2 separate regions of the Homo sapiens genome follow, and region 2 is linked to region 1. A link is a loop called in an ENCODE intact Hi-C map of the cell type or tissue named here. Cell type or tissue: ascending aorta. All regions are shown on one strand. Links, peaks and the distances in the headings refer to the core of each region. The heading gives the core; the rest is flanking DNA.

The links. A loop is a pair of places that touch in the nucleus more often than their neighbours do. Peaks named below come from ENCODE experiments on the same cell type or tissue, not always from the same donor. Only the 100,000 strongest peaks of a DNase experiment are listed, where the experiment ranks them.
Region 2: it touches region 1 in a loop (2.1-fold over the local background); 2 of 110 quality-filtered maps call a loop at or near these places.

What each region holds. Positions count from the first base shown.
Region 1 is chr10:119,440,738-119,449,058 of GRCh38, reverse strand. GRK5 (G protein-coupled receptor kinase 5) reads right to left here. Exons shown (of 16, transcript NM_005308.3): 11 at 6,971-7,060; 12 at 5,307-5,515; 13 at 799-936. Among named protein-coding and RNA genes, the nearest start is that of MIR4681, 67 kb to the right of the region's middle. RefSeq lists an enhancer at 4,190-4,980. In ascending aorta, for the core only: a CTCF peak has its summit at 3,511 (motif pointing right); DNase peaks (open chromatin) are centred at 2,368, 3,538, 7,388, 7,638 and 1 weaker place; H3K27ac peaks cover 5,740 bases.
Region 2 is chr10:119,367,449-119,375,769 of GRCh38, reverse strand. The region is part of intron 2 of GRK5 (G protein-coupled receptor kinase 5); the gene reads right to left. Among named protein-coding and RNA genes, the nearest start is that of MIR4681, 6.4 kb to the left of the region's middle. RefSeq lists an enhancer at 6,324-6,643. In ascending aorta, for the core only: no CTCF peak of the experiment used is centred there; DNase peaks (open chromatin) are centred at 4,539 and 5,169; H3K4me3 peaks cover 1,817 bases; H3K27ac peaks cover 4,455 bases.

The sequences.
Region 1 (8,321 bases), core at 272-8,271:
CAGTCCCCCTGCCAGCAAGGGGTCATCCGCGGGAGCGTGGCAGGAGCCGAAGCACAGCAGGCCTTCCTGGCTTCTGACTCCCTGACTTTAAACAGAGCAGGCCCCGGAATCACAGCACGTATCCCGCACAGATCACCCAGCCTCTGCCTGGTCTGCATCTCTTGGGCCTCTGATCCAGCTGAGAGCTCATGATTTATAGACCATGTAGGGGACTTTCAAGGACAATTCTACCTCAGCTGGAATCTTGCCTCACACACCGACTGGGGGACCTGGGGACCTCCTGGGAAGATGCAACTCCCTGCAATGTGAGCTGCTGGGGGAGGGGCCTCTTATGTTTCTGCCTGGCCCAGAACCTGGCGTCAACAGTAGTGCTCGATGCATGCATGCTGGTCAAGATGAACTGAATGTAGTGGCCGTCAATGCTCTTGAAAGCATTCCCCATTCAGTTCTCATTTCACCCTCAAATCTCCCAGGCAGGTGGGAGGCATGAGTGTTACTGGTTTCACTGGACAGGGAGGAAACTGACGCTTAGAAGGAATCTGTCCAGGACCCCCAGACCTGGGAAAGTGCCCAAGTCTCTGGACAGCCAATGTGGGCTCCCTGGCCCACGCCTCTTCTGCACTGCCTGGCGTGAAGTTCATCTGCAGCTTAGGTGAGGAGTGGCCGGGAGGGGACCCTGGTCCCCACAAAGACACGATGTGCCCCACACTCTGCACCAGCTCACTGTGAGGCAGCACTCGGGGGCAGCCCTGGGTACCCTGTGAAGGGAGCTGCTGGGGGCTGGGGGAGGCTACTCACGTCTGGAACGAAGGGAGGGTCCAACATCCCGGCTTCTAAGCGCTTGAAGTTCATGTTCCTGAAGAAGGGGTGTCTCTTGACCTCTGCAGCCCCCTCCTCCTGGCAGCCCAGCCTCTGCTTCGCATCTTTCGTGAGCAGCTGAAACAGAGAGCCCCATGAAGCCACGTCCCCTGGGCCTCTCCTCCTGTCCGGACCTCCTGCCTCCACAGTGTCTGCACCATGCCTAGGAACCCAAGACACGCTGCCCCACCCTGCAAAGGTCTTGCTTCAGGGCTGCCTCTGAGTCTTGGCGTGCATCTGTGCTCACACACTCACAGCCTGGCTAGATGCCTGATGGGACAGGAGAGCAGGAATCTTGTTTCTCTCAGGATTACAGACCTCGTTCCTGGGTTATGGTGGGCACTCATTAATGGGTGTCGAGTCACTGTCACCTCTTCTGTGTAGGGTAAGCAACAAAAGGCAAGGACTGCATCAATAGCTCTGTCTCGTGCACATACTCAGCTAATTTGCAGAGTTGTACCTCCTGGGTGCAAGCCCCTTCCTGACAGAGAAGGCACCACCGAGGCACTTGGCCTCTAGGAGTGCTCAGACTCATGGGGGGCTAATCATGCTCAGAGGACGCATCAAGGTGATACAGATCGGGCACCCCGGGGGCAGGGGGCATGACTGGCTGCCAGCTGGAGGTCAGGGAGCTGCACGGGGAAGAGGTATTTAAGTTGAGTCTTGCAGGACAAATAGGCTTTCAAGGTGTGGGTAGGGGGAGGGGTATACAGGTAGAGGGAACTGCACCAGCAAAGCAGAGTGGCAGGACGTGCAGGGTGAGTCTGGGGAACACCCAAAACACGTTTGACTTAGAAAGCGGGAGGAGGGTGCAGAGATGGGTCAAGGGGAGGGGGCTGGTCAGGGAGAGATGATAGAGGATCCTGAAGGCCAGGTCAGGTGGCGGGATTTTCATCTGGAGGTAGAAGGAGCCAGGGATGGTTGAGGTAGGAGAGTGTCTTCATCAGAACCACGAGGCAGGAAGGTTACTAGGAGAGGAAGAGTCTTTGGGAGCAGACACCCAGGTGAGACGGGATGAGGCTATGAATGAGGCCAGAGGGCTAGACCTGCGCAGGGGGCCTTGACTAGCCATGGCCAGCCACACGACCACAGGGCCCCGGCCCCTGACCTGCACTCCCAGTGCCCCAGCCTCGTGATTCTCTCTTCTCCTCTGCCTTACTGAGCGCTGCAGCTGTACGCAGTTGGTGTCTACTAAGTGTCTGCTTTGAGGCTAAAATCCAGAGGAGCAGACTGCTTGGGGTAGGGGCCCAGCCTTGTCTTTTCCCAATGCCCTGTGCGCTTTGCTCATATTCATCCCATGTACACTTCCTGCTGGTCCTTGTGGGGCAGGCACTGCACCGGCTGGGGACGCCGGGGAGAGTGAGCAGCCAGACTGGCCTCTTGGGGCTCAGGGTCTGGAGGGGGCTGCCCCCCAAACAAAGGAATCGAAGGTGGCATCAGGGCCAGCACCAGGTTCCACCCTTGAAAGGACAAAGCAGAGCACTCAGTCGCTCAGTGTTGCCCCTTAACGCCCCCACGGACCACCAGGCTGGCGGCTCAGGGTCTGGCACTCATGCCTCTGCTTCTCTCTCTGGGGGCTTCACTGTTCAACAAAGGCTCAAGGCACTGGGTTGGGCTGGGCCCAGGTGCTGCACTGTTCTAAGCAGTCCCTCAGAGGCAAGTCTCCTTCTGCAGGGGCTGCAGCAGCTGGCCAGGAAGGTGGCACAAACGAGGATGAGAAAGGCGAGGGGTGGGCTGGGTGGGCCGGGCCGGGCTATGTGTCAGCTCCTGCCAGGTGGGACGGCAGCCAGGGCCTGGGGCTTCTGCTTTTCAAGAGAAGCCAGAAAATCCAGGTTATTACATGAAATCTCCTCATTTCTAAATCTTGGCAATGAACCTACCATTTACTTCTTTTGAAAAACCGTGTGCAGGTTGAACACCCGCCTATATGCTGCCATTTGAAACCCTGGCATCCAGTCAACAGTTTGCAGCCACATCGTCAGGTAAAGAGTTTGCAATCATGCTATCAGGTGGACACCAGGAGAAGTGAGAGGAAGAGAAGGTGTGAGCTGGGATGGGTGGGGCAGGCAGAGCGGGCTTCCTGGAGGAGGGGTACAGATGGGCTGGAAGGACAAGTGAGACCAAGACGGCTGAAAGGCAAGAGGGAGCTGGAGGGGGGCTAAGGCCCAGTGCTGGGACTGAGCAGGGGTTTGGGGAAGATGGAGGCTGAGGTCTGGGCCCATGGACTGGGCTCAGGAGACAAAGTGGTGAGATGTGTGAATTTCTGGGCTCCAGAGGAGGGGGAGTGGGTTCTGCGGCTGCTAAGGTAGAATGGGGGACAGACCTGGGGGCCAGAGACTGGCTTCCTCACTGATTGTGGAGGGACCCTCTTAGGCAGGCAGGGCTGGAGCCACCAGAGCCTAGAAATAGCCCTGTGAACCCAGGACCTGCGAGGTCTCCTGGCAAGTCAGGCTCTGCAGTGTCCTGAGCTGCCACCAGCTGGAGGGGACAAGGTAGGCCTAGATGCCGGAGATGCTGCAGTCAAGGGCGTGAAGGAGGCCTAAGACTAGACTCCCAAGACCAAAGATCATTTGTAAGGGAAGCCGCAGCAAGGCCAGAGGCTTCCAGAGGACAGTGGTTTTGTACCCACGGGACAGGTCCTCCGGGAGCAGCAGGCTTTCTCTCAGTGTCCACCAGGGGGCAGCAGAGGGACAGCAGCACCCTGGTCCAGGCTGCAGCAGGAGATCCCAGCTCCAAAGCCAGGGGCCAAGGTGGGTGTCTGGGGTCTGGGGGTGGGACTGGGGCCCTCTCCGCCTCGTCATCCTCTTAGTACGTCCCATATCCCTGCTGAGATCTCTCAAGACCTGCTTCTCTGATTGCCTGGCCCTGACCTGGGACATTTGGTGATGCTCTGCCCACGGCTGTCTGACCCCTTCTTCTTTCCCTTGTCTCGTTTTGTCGCACCTGACAGATATCTCCCAATGAGACAGCCAAGTATGGCTCACACCCACATTTCCATTTACCCGACCAGTGCTGCACTGCTCCTCCGGTCCCCCCACCCTAGCCCTGGCTGCGATGACCATGTGGCTTTCTCTGAGGCCCCAGCTGCATGGCGGGCCAACAGCTGTGGGGTTAGAGTGTGGGTCTGCTGTACACACAGGACTTCTTCCCACAGCTCTGTGATGTGAGGATGAGGTTGGTGACAGGAAGGGGCCAAGCAGAGGTGTCTGGCTGCAGGAGAGGGGCCTCTGGGGTGAGGAGCCGAGCCAGACCCTCCTGGGGCCGCTTGCGGCGCAGATCTCAGGTCTTCCTGAGCAGAAGCATTGCGACTTTTAATCAACTCCCAGGACTGCTGCTTCCTAAACTCCGGGAGTTGCCTGGGTTGTCAATGCACACGCTGAATCTGCCCCAAAAGTGCCTGCAGATGTAGAGGGGTGGGAAGTGTGGCTCCCCCCTCCCAGGCTCGGTTTGCCCATCTGTGGCTCCGGGTACATGGGATACGGGGTACATCTGTGGCTCCAGGGAGAGGAGAGGAAGTCTGTGGGCTGGCAATTGTGGAGCTGGGTGCTCCGGCCCCTCCTGTCCCTATGAGGCTGGCATTAGAGGGCAGCTGCTTGCAGTGGGGGTGCCAGCACAGCTGTGCTGGGGACCATAAGGAGGAGGGCCCCAAGGGGGCATGGGCTGGACTTGGGGGCTGAGAGCCAGGCAGCAGCAGGAAGTGGCCATCTCCCCACAAAGCCAGCCACTAGTCCTGGTTCCCAGGGAAGGGCCTGAGGGCCGGCATGGGGCGGCCCAGTGGCAGGGGTGCACGGGCGGACTCCACTCCCATATCCCCCACTTCCAATGGCTCCTGTCACTCCTTATCTGGCTTCCAGTCCCCCCATCTGGCCCCACCCACCCAGCTTTTGGGTGGGTCTGACCTCACTATCCCTAGACCCTGTCATGCAGGAGCCAGGCTGGCGTGACCAGCAGTCCATCTAGTGGTGGAAAACTTTGTTATAAGATGTTCAAAGACTGAAATCGTCGCCCCCACCCCCTGTAGCCCTTCGTCTTAAACCAACACCTTAGGATCCAGAGGTGGAGGGAGCAGGAGGCCCACGGGCAGGGGCCGGGGCTTGGCCCAAGGTTGCTTTGTGTCTGGGGCACCAGCTCAGACCATCTCTTCTCCGCCCTGTGTGGACCCCCCCACAGGCTGGATGTGAGGGTGTTCCACACTGTTCCCCTCACCCCTCTTCCCTTGGTTCCTGGGTGTCCCTGCCCCACCCAGGCTTTCTCCTGGAAGTCTCCGCTGACCACCCCAGTCCACAGCAAGGAGTGCCCTCAACTCTAGCTTGGTGGGCTGCAACCCCCACCCCCATGCTCAGACCCCTGTCCCTTCAGCCTGTTTGCTGTTCTGGGGACAGACTGGGGCCAGGCCCAGGGAGGGGAGCCACCAGCTTGAGGGTGGCATCTGGCCACCAGGAGCTCACCATCTTGCAGATGGACTTGGCCTCCTCGGAGAACTTGTGGGAGTACACCTCCTCCGTCTCCAGGACCCGGCGGTCCACCTCCTCCCGCTTCACCTTCTCCTTGCGGCCGCGGAACGGCGACTGGCCCTCGATCATCTCATAGATGAGGCAGCCAAGGCCCCAGTAGTCGGGGCTCAGGCCGTACCTCTGGTTGTTCAGGACCTCTGGAGCTGGGGGCAGAGGAGAGGAGAGAGGAGTGAGGAGGAGGGAGACAGCTGGTGGCGCTGCTCACAGAAGGCCTGGAGTTTCATGGCCGCCACCAACTCTTACCCCACCAACTGCTGTGAATACCACCCCCTCCAGGGAGCTTGCCCTGATGACTCTCCTCTGTGCCCCCGAAGGACTTTGACTGTAGCTTTAGAACTCTGACCACCGTGGATGGAGGTGTCCTGCACTCTTGATGTCCCCTCGCCTAGAACATGAGCTACTTTATTCACTACCGTAACAATATGACACCTGGCACAGAACAGGTGCTATCAGTATATTTGTTTCAATGAATAAAGGTGTATCTACCCAAATTAAAGATGATCTTAAATTTATCTGTAATTCAAACAATCTCTTGCTATGTCTTCTGTACCACTTTGATAAACCGAATTACAGATTTACCATAGAAATACAGAAAAGATAGTTCTGCAGCATCAGCACGTATGTCTGGAGGGAAATGCATCCACACATGTGCTGGTTTGCACACAAGAGCCGGGGCAGACAGATGCATGGAACACTCTGCAAAAGGAGACCCAGGCAAATGCACACACAGGTAGGCAGATCTATCATCCACCCATCCATCATCCATCATCCATCCAACCATCCATCCACCCGCCCACCCGCCTACCTATCAATCATCGATCAGCATTCATGTGGGCACACACACACTCACATACACACAGACACACACTCCACAGGTTGCCAAATGTCATGCAATCTGAAAAGGACCCTCTAGCACCAGAGACAAGGCACACCTCCTGTGCAGCTGCTGTCAGTACCAGCCTGACTAGAGGGCGGCAGCGTGCCTGCTCCCCGGGCACGCGCCTCTCAGGGGAAGGAGGGTAGGTGTGTGAAATGCACAGGAGGAAGCCCAGGGCGTGCCCCCAATTGGACGGGGGATTCTAGGGCACAGGACTTAACTCTGGGTCTCTTCCCTGCAACCCCCAGGACGCTGGTCTCAGAGCAGACTGAGGAAAGGTGGCAGGAGCCCAAGGCTGCTCTCTACTGGAATCATGCTTGGTGACACAGCAGCTGTGCGCGCCTCTCATTTGCGGGCTCTTGTGAATTACCTCCTTCCTCTCAAAGGCCTCTCCTCCCAGACCCCTGCTTCAATGTGGCCTCCCCTAGCAGCGCTGTATGCCAGGCCCCGACCCCTAAGAGTGGCTTGGCTTTGGACACAGGTGGGGCTGGGGGCCTGGGAGTGCAGAGAGCTCAGAGCAGTCATCACATCTGGGGCCCCTGTGCTCCCCCTCCCCCTGGCTAAGGCCGCCCCCCAGCAGCCCTGCAGAGACTGTGACTCTGTGTGTGATCAGCAGTGCATGAAGAGGCGAGAGGCTCTGCGGGCAGGCTCTGGGGGCTCGGCCGGCGGTGAGCAGGTGGTGGGTCTCAAGGTGCATTGACACAGGCAGCCCAGCACTCACCCATGTAGCCAACAGTGCCCACCCGGCCGCGGATCAGGTCTCCCTCGGGGATCTTCACAGCCAAGCCCAGGTCTGAGATCCTAATGTGGCCTGAGGGGGACAGCAGGGTCAGTGGGTCCCTGGGACAGCCGCATGGGCACCCGGCCTTGCTGTGTGCCCTTGGGCAAGGCATACGAGCTCTCGGCATTCTCATCTGTCCAAGGACAACAGGGACCCCAATCTGCCATCTCAGAGTGACCACAAGAGCCTTGGGAGAGTGCAGGTGTGGGAGGACACAGGAAAATGCCCACTCTTCAGGAGTGGAACATAAAGATGCAATAGGATGCCTGGACCCGGCTGGACGTTGACCGACCTGCCTAGTCAAAGGCTGAATGGGCTTCCTGGAACGCTGAGGTCAGAGAATCTTGGCTTGGTTCTGGGATTACTTCATGGGAAAAATGTGAGGTTCTTCTGGCATTATGCAACAATTTGCTTAAGGGGAAAAAATTATAAAACGATTTGGGAAGCAGCTCCCCGGCCTGCCTTGTTGGTCTCTGGAGATTGGTTGTTTTTCACTTTAGAGAAACGAGAAGGGAAAACATCTGGTCTGACCTGGCAGAGCCTGGAGATGAATCCCAGCTCACAGCCCAGGACTGAGCCCCCAGAGCGGGAGACGCTGAGCTGAGGCTCCACTTTGGTCTTTGTCCCTCCCACAGCCCACCTGGGCAGGGTCGCGGCCACAACTTACCCCACAGGAAGGAACACGTCCCCTTCCCTTCCCTGCCTATGGACACCAGGGCCCCACCCCCATCCCTCCAGCCTAGATGTCAGCAAGGGCCAGTGTCGAGACCCCGCCAGGCTGGAGCCGTGTGGACTCCCTGGCTCGGTGGGGGCTGACAGTCAGGATAGCAGAGGAGCAGCGTGGGCTTGGTTCTTAGACCAAGGGAGGCACCGGGCACATCCAGAGAGGGGCGGCAGGCCTGGGCCCTCCGACCGCCCCTCCACAGGGCAGTATCCCATGCAGACCTCTCTTCAGGTCATCAGCGACCCGGTTTCTCCCCTCCCTCTACTGGGGGCTGCCAGGTTCTGGGGCCTGGTGGGAGGAGACCCAGTTTCTGCCCTCAGCTCCCCACTGATGCTGCTGGGTGACTTTGGCAGGATGGCTCCCCTGAGGCTCAGTTTTGTCATCTGTTAAATGGGCACAGAGATGCTGCCTTGCCCTTCTCTGTGCAGGTGGGAAGATCTAGTCAGATCAAAGGTGTGGAAACCGGTGGCTCATGCCTGTAATCCCAGCACATAGGGAGGCCAAGGAGGGCAGATCACTTGAGGTCAGGAGTCTGAGACCAGCCTGGTCAACATGGCAAAACCCCAT
Region 2 (8,321 bases), core at 125-8,124, 73 kb after region 1:
GACACTCCCCACCTCCCCGGCATGCCCACAGCTGGCCTGGGAAGGCGGGATTGCCACACCTTCCTGCAACACACTGAATTCCAGCCTTGCGCTCAGACAGAACCATGTCTACCCAGCAGGCAGTCCCTTTAGCAAGGTACCAGACACTTGCTTAGTCCTTGTCCTTAGCAGTTTGCTCACTGGCCAGTGTGAGAGGGAGGCACATTCATGGATAACACTGGAAAGAGAAGCCACATAACAATGTCTATGTAACAAAACTGCATAAGTCAATTGGGAAGTGTCCTGGAAGGTGTCGTGGCAGAGGGGGCAAGACATCCTCTCATGATGCTGGGTCAGTTTCAGGGGTGGTGGCCATGGAGAGCACACTAGAATATGGGAATGAGCAGACAATGCAGGCAGGGGGAGAAGCTGAGTCCAGGTGAAGAAGAGGGAAAAAGGTCAAAGCCAGAGAGAATGGGGCTTGAGGCTGGGAGGAGGGGCAAGGAGAAGCTACAGTGGGGAGGTGAAACCTCCAGGTGAGATGCCAGGAGGACCTGCAGGGTGTGCTGAAGTGTGGGAGAAGGTGAATTAGGACAAGAATTCTGGGCTAGGTCTGAGACCACCATAGGATGTCACTGAGTGGATCTTCAAGACTGTCCTAAAGAAAACAGACAGAAAGTGGTAGGTCACTCAGGGATGGGAGGTGAGGCGTGAAGGGGCGAGAACCAGCAAGTAGTGTTAAGTGAGTGGCCAGCAAGTGTATTAGGCCATTCTTGCATTGCTATAAATACCTGAGCCTGGTTAATTTATTAGAAAACACGTTTAATTGGCTCATGGTTCTACAGGCTGTACAGGAAGCATAGCACTGGCATCTGCTTCAGGGGAGGCCTCAGGAAGCTTACAATCGTGGTAGAAGGTGAAGCAGGAGCAGGCATGTCACATGGCCAGAGGAGAGTTGAAGGGGAGGTGCCACACTGCAACAACCAGATCTCACAAGAACTCACTATCACCAACAATGCCCTCATGACCCAAACACCTCCCACCAGGCTCCACCTCAACATTAGGGATTACATCTCAACATGAGACTTAGGCAGGGACAAATATCCAAACTGTACCAGCAAGTACACTTCCTTGGTAATGAATGTAACTGGCTGAAAATCCACATGCTAAGACACATGCACATACAATAAGCAACACACGTCTTGGGGGCCTGGGCACAGCCAACTCACTTCCAACTCTGCCCTTCCCAGGACAGGGCTCACACTTGCCAAGTTGTCAGCCAACAGAGGGTACGTCAACCAACAGAGGGCACAGCAAGCCAAGGGGCCCCTGTCCTCACCACCTTCACCTGGTGAGGTTTGGGTGCTTGGGAGAGACCTCGCTTGCCTCTTAGCCTATTCTCATTGTAAGCCACTAAAGATACCACACCCCAGGCCTGTTGCCAAGGACACCACAGTGGATGAGCACTGGGCAGGGGTCGGTCTCAGCTCTGCCATCAATTCTCTGTGTAACCTTGGACAAGTCACTTCCCCTTTCTTGGTCTCAGTTTCCTCATCCATAAAATAAGGGGGTTCGAATAATAACCTCTAAGCCCCTTCTCAACCTGCAAACCTTCTTGGCATGCCAGCTTCACAAATGCAGATGATTACAGGGACTTAGACCAGATTCCAAGATCAACCTTGGAGGTCAGTTTCAACCAGGATTCCAAAAACTGTTTCCATCCAACCTCAATAGGGATTCCTGATCTCGCATCTCACCCCCTGGTTCTAAGGCAAGGGTAGGCAAACTTTTCTGTAAAGGGCTAGTGGGAGATATTTACTACTAGCCATATGGTAGTAGTTTGAGGGCCATATGGTCTCTTTCACAACGATTCAGCTCGCTGTTGTAGTGAAAGCCTCCGCAGACTACGCAGGCACACTCGTATTATTGCACTTCACTTTATTGTCTTTTGCAGATATTGCATTTTTTATATGAATTGAAGGTTTGTGGCAACCCCGTGTCGAGCAAGTCTATCCGCACCATTTTCATTTCCCCAACAGCATGTGCGAACTTCCTGTCTGTGTCACATTTCAGTAACTCTCAAAATATTCCACCTGGGAGCCTACTGAAAATGCAGATTCTCATTCCCCCCACCCCACTTCAGACCTACTATATTAGTCTGTTCTCATGCTGCTAATAAAGACATACCTGACTGGGTAATTTATAAAGGAAAGAGGTTCACTTGACTCACAGTTCCACGTGACTGGGGAGGCCTCACAATCATGACAGAAGAGCAAGGGACGTCTTACATGGTGGCAGGCAAGACAGAGCGTTTGCAAGGGAACTCCCCTTTATAAAACCATTAGATCTTGTGAGACTTATTCACTATCATGAGAACAGCATGGGAAAGACCCATCCCCATGATTCAATTACCTCCCAACAGGTCCCTCCCACACATGTGGGAATTATGGGAGCTACAATTCAACATGAGATTTAGGTGGGGACATAGCCAAACCATATCACCTACTGACTGAATCAGAATTCCACTGGTAGGGCCCAGAAATCTGTGTTTTAACATACTCTCCAGTTTAAAGCAGTGCTTTTCCAGCTATCTATGGAAAAGAACCAGTTTTTTAAATTTCCAATCCATCACGGACTGATACTTTTGTAAATCTCCATTGTTCCCAACTTTCCACGTGAGTCTGACAACAGCCAACTGCTTTATCACCTGTTCCACAAGATGAGTCCACTGATCACACACCTGGATGCTACAGCCACAACGAATTGCTATGAGTGTTTCTAAGCATCTCTGTACTTATCACAGACCAGTAAAATCAGTCCACGAACCACACTTTGAACTGCTCTAGAAACACAAGGTCTTGTATTCCTTTCTTTGGAGAGTCATCCCTTCCCCTATAATAATTCTTTGGGTGAGGCCAACACCAAGCTCGGAGATGAGCACAGGGCCCAGGCCTTACCAATCTGAGTCTTTACTTGAACATTTTTTGGCACTCTAAGGAAAGTTACTTTTTCTTTATTTGAAGCCTTTAACTCTTAGGACCATGTAAGCCTGGAGTTGCTGGTGGCTATCTTGTGGCCATATAGAAAGAACCTGTCAGAGAATGAAATCAAAACTGTAGAAAGTAGAATAATAAATAGTGTCCTGATGATGTTTGAGACCTGGATCCAGCCATACCTGAAGCTATGAGATTTACCCCTGGACTTTTCAGTCACATAAACCAACAGACTTCCTCTAACCCTTAAGTTAGTTTGAGTTGGGTTTCAGTCCCTTGCAATTTATTGGTGCTGAGTAATAAGCCTTCAGATATAATGAGTATCTGGAAGACTCAAAATGAAAACCTATATGCAAAGGCTTTGCAGTAAAGTGCTACACTGTCAGGACACCACAGCAAGATGGGGCAGTACTATTAAAGAACTTCTGTCCTCAGCCTCCACCACGAAGTTGGATCCTCATGAATATTCTAGAATGCCTATATCTATAGCTGATTAGTACATAGTTCAGAAACACCAAAGCACTACCACGCTGCCTGGATCCTAAAGGCAAGCAGGGTTGCCTTGCTTGGGTGAGGACTTCTTCAGAGCTAGCACAGGGTGGCGAACAAGCACAGGCTTGGGTCTGAATCCTACCTCCATCCCCTAGCTCAGAGGTTTTCAGCAGCGGGAAATTTTGGCAATGTCTGTAGACATTTTGTGTTATCACAACTGTGAGGTTACTACTGATTAGTGGGTGGAGGCCAGGGATGTGCTAAATACCCCACAATGCACAGGACAGCTCCCTGCCACACATAATTATTCTGCTCCAAATGGCAATAGTGTCTCCACAGTGGAGCAACTCTGGATGGCTGTGTGGTCTTGGGCAAGTCCCTTTACCTGAGGCCATCAGAGTTAGCTGGTTGCTGCCGGGGATTGGCAACAACGCATGTGAGCACCTGGCCCAGCCTCAGCACACAGTAGGTGCCACAGAAACAGCAGCCACTGGACAGATCCTATCTCCTCTATCAGACTCAGGAAATGATGGGTTTTACTTCTCCGATGACTGAGAAAGGAGATAGGAGGTAGCTGGTGAAAAAGGAACCTTGACTCTCCATTAGCACCAAAGCAGGCAGGAGTTCCCCACTGTCACCGAGCCCTTCGGCCCTGAGCTCCGGGAGGGCAGGGCAGGGCAGGGCCATGCCAGCCTGCTTGCTCTTCCTTCAAGGCTCCTTCTCGGAAGCAGGCCACATGTGTCCCACCAGCACATGCCCGAGGTTCAAATCTCATAACCCAGTCAATTCCTTCAAGACTCATACCCCCAGCGGACTGAGAAACAGGAATGATATTGATAGTTAAGATAAATAAATGCTGTCACTGTTTTCATTCTTTTCGAGTGACATGAAATGGGAACATACTTTCTTAATTAAGAGCCTGCAGTATGTGGACTCTTGGAGGGCAACCAGAGTTTCCCAATAGGAGGTGGCGAGGACACAGGCAGTGAGGGCGGCCCAGCTTCCCTCGGATGGCCACGGGGCCCGAGCACAGCCAGGCCCTCCCACCGGGCTAGGGGAGAGTGGGCGGCCATCCCTGGGGACGGGGAGCGGGGAGAAGCTGCAGCCCGGGTGCGGGGAGGGCTGTCCACCCCACTGAAACCTGCTTGGGACTGTGTGCATTGTTGCCCCAGGCACTCCTAGAGCTCGGGCCAAGGAAAACACACGTTCAATTTCAGAAGTAAGAGCAAGGACGGAACGCGGCTTCCTGAGGAAATGGAAATGCTAACACTGGGGCTCTTGGAAATGAAACCACATGTTGATTGTAAAGGTTGTGAGGCTGGAGTGGGGCGGGGGGGTGGAAGGAGGGGGGTGTCCAAAGGGATGCCTGGAACCATCTCTCCACCAACTGAAGGTTTATTTTATTTTATTTAACTTCATTTTCCCAAAATACCAGGTTACGGGGGGCTGTGGCAGAGAAGGGGGTCCCTGATAGATCCTAATGCAATTTAGGAAATGGACATGGGGAGAGAGGATCAGACAGAGGCTGCCAGCCCTCTACTCTGCCGTATTTCAGGTTTGAAACAATAAACAGAGAAGTGATTCGAAAACAGCTTTCTCTTAAAAATTCCTGCCAAAGCTGGAAAAAACAATCGGGCGTTTGCTCCGAGGAAAAAGCTCTCTGACGTTTGAAAGGCGAGATGGCATCACGGATAACAGCAGAGCTTCCCAGCCCGCCCCTTGGAAGGCGCAGGAGAGGAAAAAGGAAACATTTGGTATGTGGTTAGCAACAGCTGAGTGGCCTTCTATTACTTCAAGAAAGATGTTTTTGTGTGAATAAAAAATGACATATGGTGTGTCACACAAACACACCCAAACCAAGCCCTGCCATCTTCCTGTGCCATTCGTCCCTCTCGTTCTGGGCTCTAGTTTTACGGAATGTCTTGTGCTTGTCACATGTTTCTGTGGGATCGAAATTATTAAGCCCAAGTCTCACAAAGTTTGGTGGCACTTGGAGAAGCCACATGTGAAACCACTGAATCGCAGGGTGTCTGGGCCTGGGCTGCCAGGCAGGGGAAGTGTGGCGGGGACAGTGGGGAGGAAAGAAGGCTCTAGGCTGTGGGTCTGTGGAAGGAAGAAAAGGGTGGGTGGAAGGGTGCTTGTGCGGGCCCCTGCCTCTCTGATGAGGGTCCAGGTCTCTGGCTTGAACCCATCAGATGCAGTCAGGGAGGTATCCAGGAGTCTGGGGAAGGGCTGGGGGCTGAGATGGACAGGACATGGACTATACCATCACCATGAGCAGTAATGGAGCTGCCAGAGTCCGGCAGTGACCTCTATCACCAAGGACAAAAAAGGCAAACAATTTAGATATCTCCTTGCAGTGGGAATGGGCAAAGAACTGGCTGGGTAAACGGAGGGTCAGGGGTGGGGGTGGACTGAGGGAACGGCAGGACCACTTGGCAGGTAGATCCTGATGCTGGACAGGCAGTCGCTGGAAGGGGCCTGGCATATCGGAAAGAAGGTCCAAAGCACTGTGCTCTGAGCCCTCTCCTCTGCCCGGAAGCCCGGCAGGCTGACTGCAACCTCCACTTTTGTGCTAGCCTGGGGACACCAAAGAGGCGTCCGCAGAAAAGGCACCTGGCGCATCAGCAGTGCTGGTGCTTTAAGAGCCGGGGCAAAAAGGAAACACACCCATGCGTGACCTGTGGTTGTTTCTATTTTTCCATATTTTTGAGTTTTTACAAATGAGGGGAAAACAGCTCTCCTAAAAGCACAGCTGCAAAATCACTGAGATCAGGAAGAGCCTGGAAAGCAAAGAACTGTGACTGCCAGACAGCTCTCCTTTCCGTGCGGGGCCTGGGGAATGCGCAGCTGCTCAGAAGAACTTCGGGTTTGTTTTACCCTGCGTGGCCTGTGGCGGGACCTTCCAGTGAGCCGGGACGGGGCACCTGGGACAGCCTTGGTCAGTGATGACCACTGTTTGTGTCTTGAACACCCAGGGCCTTTCCTCACCTGTGCTCCGCCTAAAAGCACCTGGGACACCATCCACTTAGAAGGACATTCTTTCTACAACCTTTTTTCTCCTTGTAAAGAAATTTCATCCAGATACATGCAGTTTTAGAAAGTGAAACTCCTAGGCCACACCCAGACCGACTGCATCAAATCTCCAGGGCGTCAGTATTTTCTTAAAAAGCTCCCTAGGTGATTCCAACACTGCATTAACTGTAAGGTCCAGTTCACCATTTTATCCCCACCACCTGGATCAGTGCCCGGCCCAGGCAGGAGCACAGGTGTTTATCTAAAATGAATGAATGATTGAACAAACCAACAAACAGATCACTGTGACAGGGAGGCCACACGCTTCCAAACTGGGGAGTATATATCTCCAGCCCACGTTCTCCTGATGCTCTGCCAGAAGTGAAGGCCTCCCTGAACCAAGTAGATGATGAGGGCTGTGCCTAAGGTGGCTTCTGTCCAAGGCAACGAAAGGGTCAGCATGGCTCCCTGGGCTCAGGTCCCTGGGCGGAGGCAAGGCTGGGCCAGGCTGCCTGCTGCTCAGAGCTGCAGCACAGTAAGCCCAGAGCCCCCAGAAGTGAGGCGGTCTGAGCCCAGGGGCCCTGCCTGGCATGCCCCTTTCGAGAAAGCACATCGGTGCATGGGACTGGGGCTAGGAGATTGGGCTTTGTGTCCAGCTCCACGTCTGACCCTGCATGACCTCTGACCCATCATTCTTCTCTCTGGACCTTGGTTTCCCCTTTTACAAAATAGGGCTGATGAACAAGGGGGGCTTAAATGCCTCCCATTTCGGTAGCTTCACAGTGGGGCTGTGAGCCTGGTGGGAATGGAGACATCACAGGGCATGGGGCCTTTCTCCAGCGTCAGAGCCCCAAGGAGGGTTCACCACTGCTGGGGATCTTTAAACCCACCCAGCTGCCATCCCCCGCCCCCAGCACCACCCCGCACCTGCGACGTGGCAATACGGCTGGAGCAACACAAGCATGAGTTTAAAGGCAGCATTTCGCAGAGGCCTGGGGCTCTGAGGGGCGCCAAGGAGCCCTGGCTTTCATTTCAGGAAATCTGGGAGTCTTTACTTCCGCTCAGTGCCTCAGTCTCTCCCAAGTGCATTTCAGGTTGACTTCACATGGCAATGCCCAGCCCATCCTTCCTGCACGCTGCCCTGGCCTGCCAGGGAGGACTGGGGGCCCATCTTGCCTTCCAGGGCCCGGGGTCTGGCTTCCCCTGGAGCTATGAGCTAATCAAGCAAAAGCCACGGAGGGCCGGGCCAGGAAACGGCTGGGCAAGCCAGGGACCAAGGCAAATAGCAGCTTCCAGGCAGACCTGGCTCTTCCTGCCCTGGCCCTGCCGAGGCGCCTGGCTTCTTCCTGGGCCACTGGCCGGGGTCTAGCGAGGATCACGGCTGTGCTGGCCAAAAGCAGCTGGAGAAATGAATGCCTCGGAAGGTGGAGGCAACTGATGGTCTCCTGAAAGTCCTGATGTCTCAGGGTCCCAAGACCCCCAGCCACCCTTAATCCTCCCAACATGATCCCCATCAAGGGCTCAGCCAGCCCTGGCGTGTGCACTCACAGGGACAGGAAGCACTTCACCTGCAGAGCATCCAATACTCTTTATCAACACCATGCTGTGAGGCCATTCCCATTTTGAGACCAAGCCTGTCTTTCTGTTATACTGCCCTTTGGCTGTCATTCTTGGGATGTAGAGGACAAATGTTTGAAAGCAATTATTCTGTGCTCTTAGAGTCTTAGATACAGCTCCGATTCTCCCAGCCAACCATGTGACCACACCCCAACCCTGTCTGCCCAAGAACAGGGCGCAGTGGGTTTAACTCGCTGGGACCCAATCTGGGTCTTTGGTGATTAA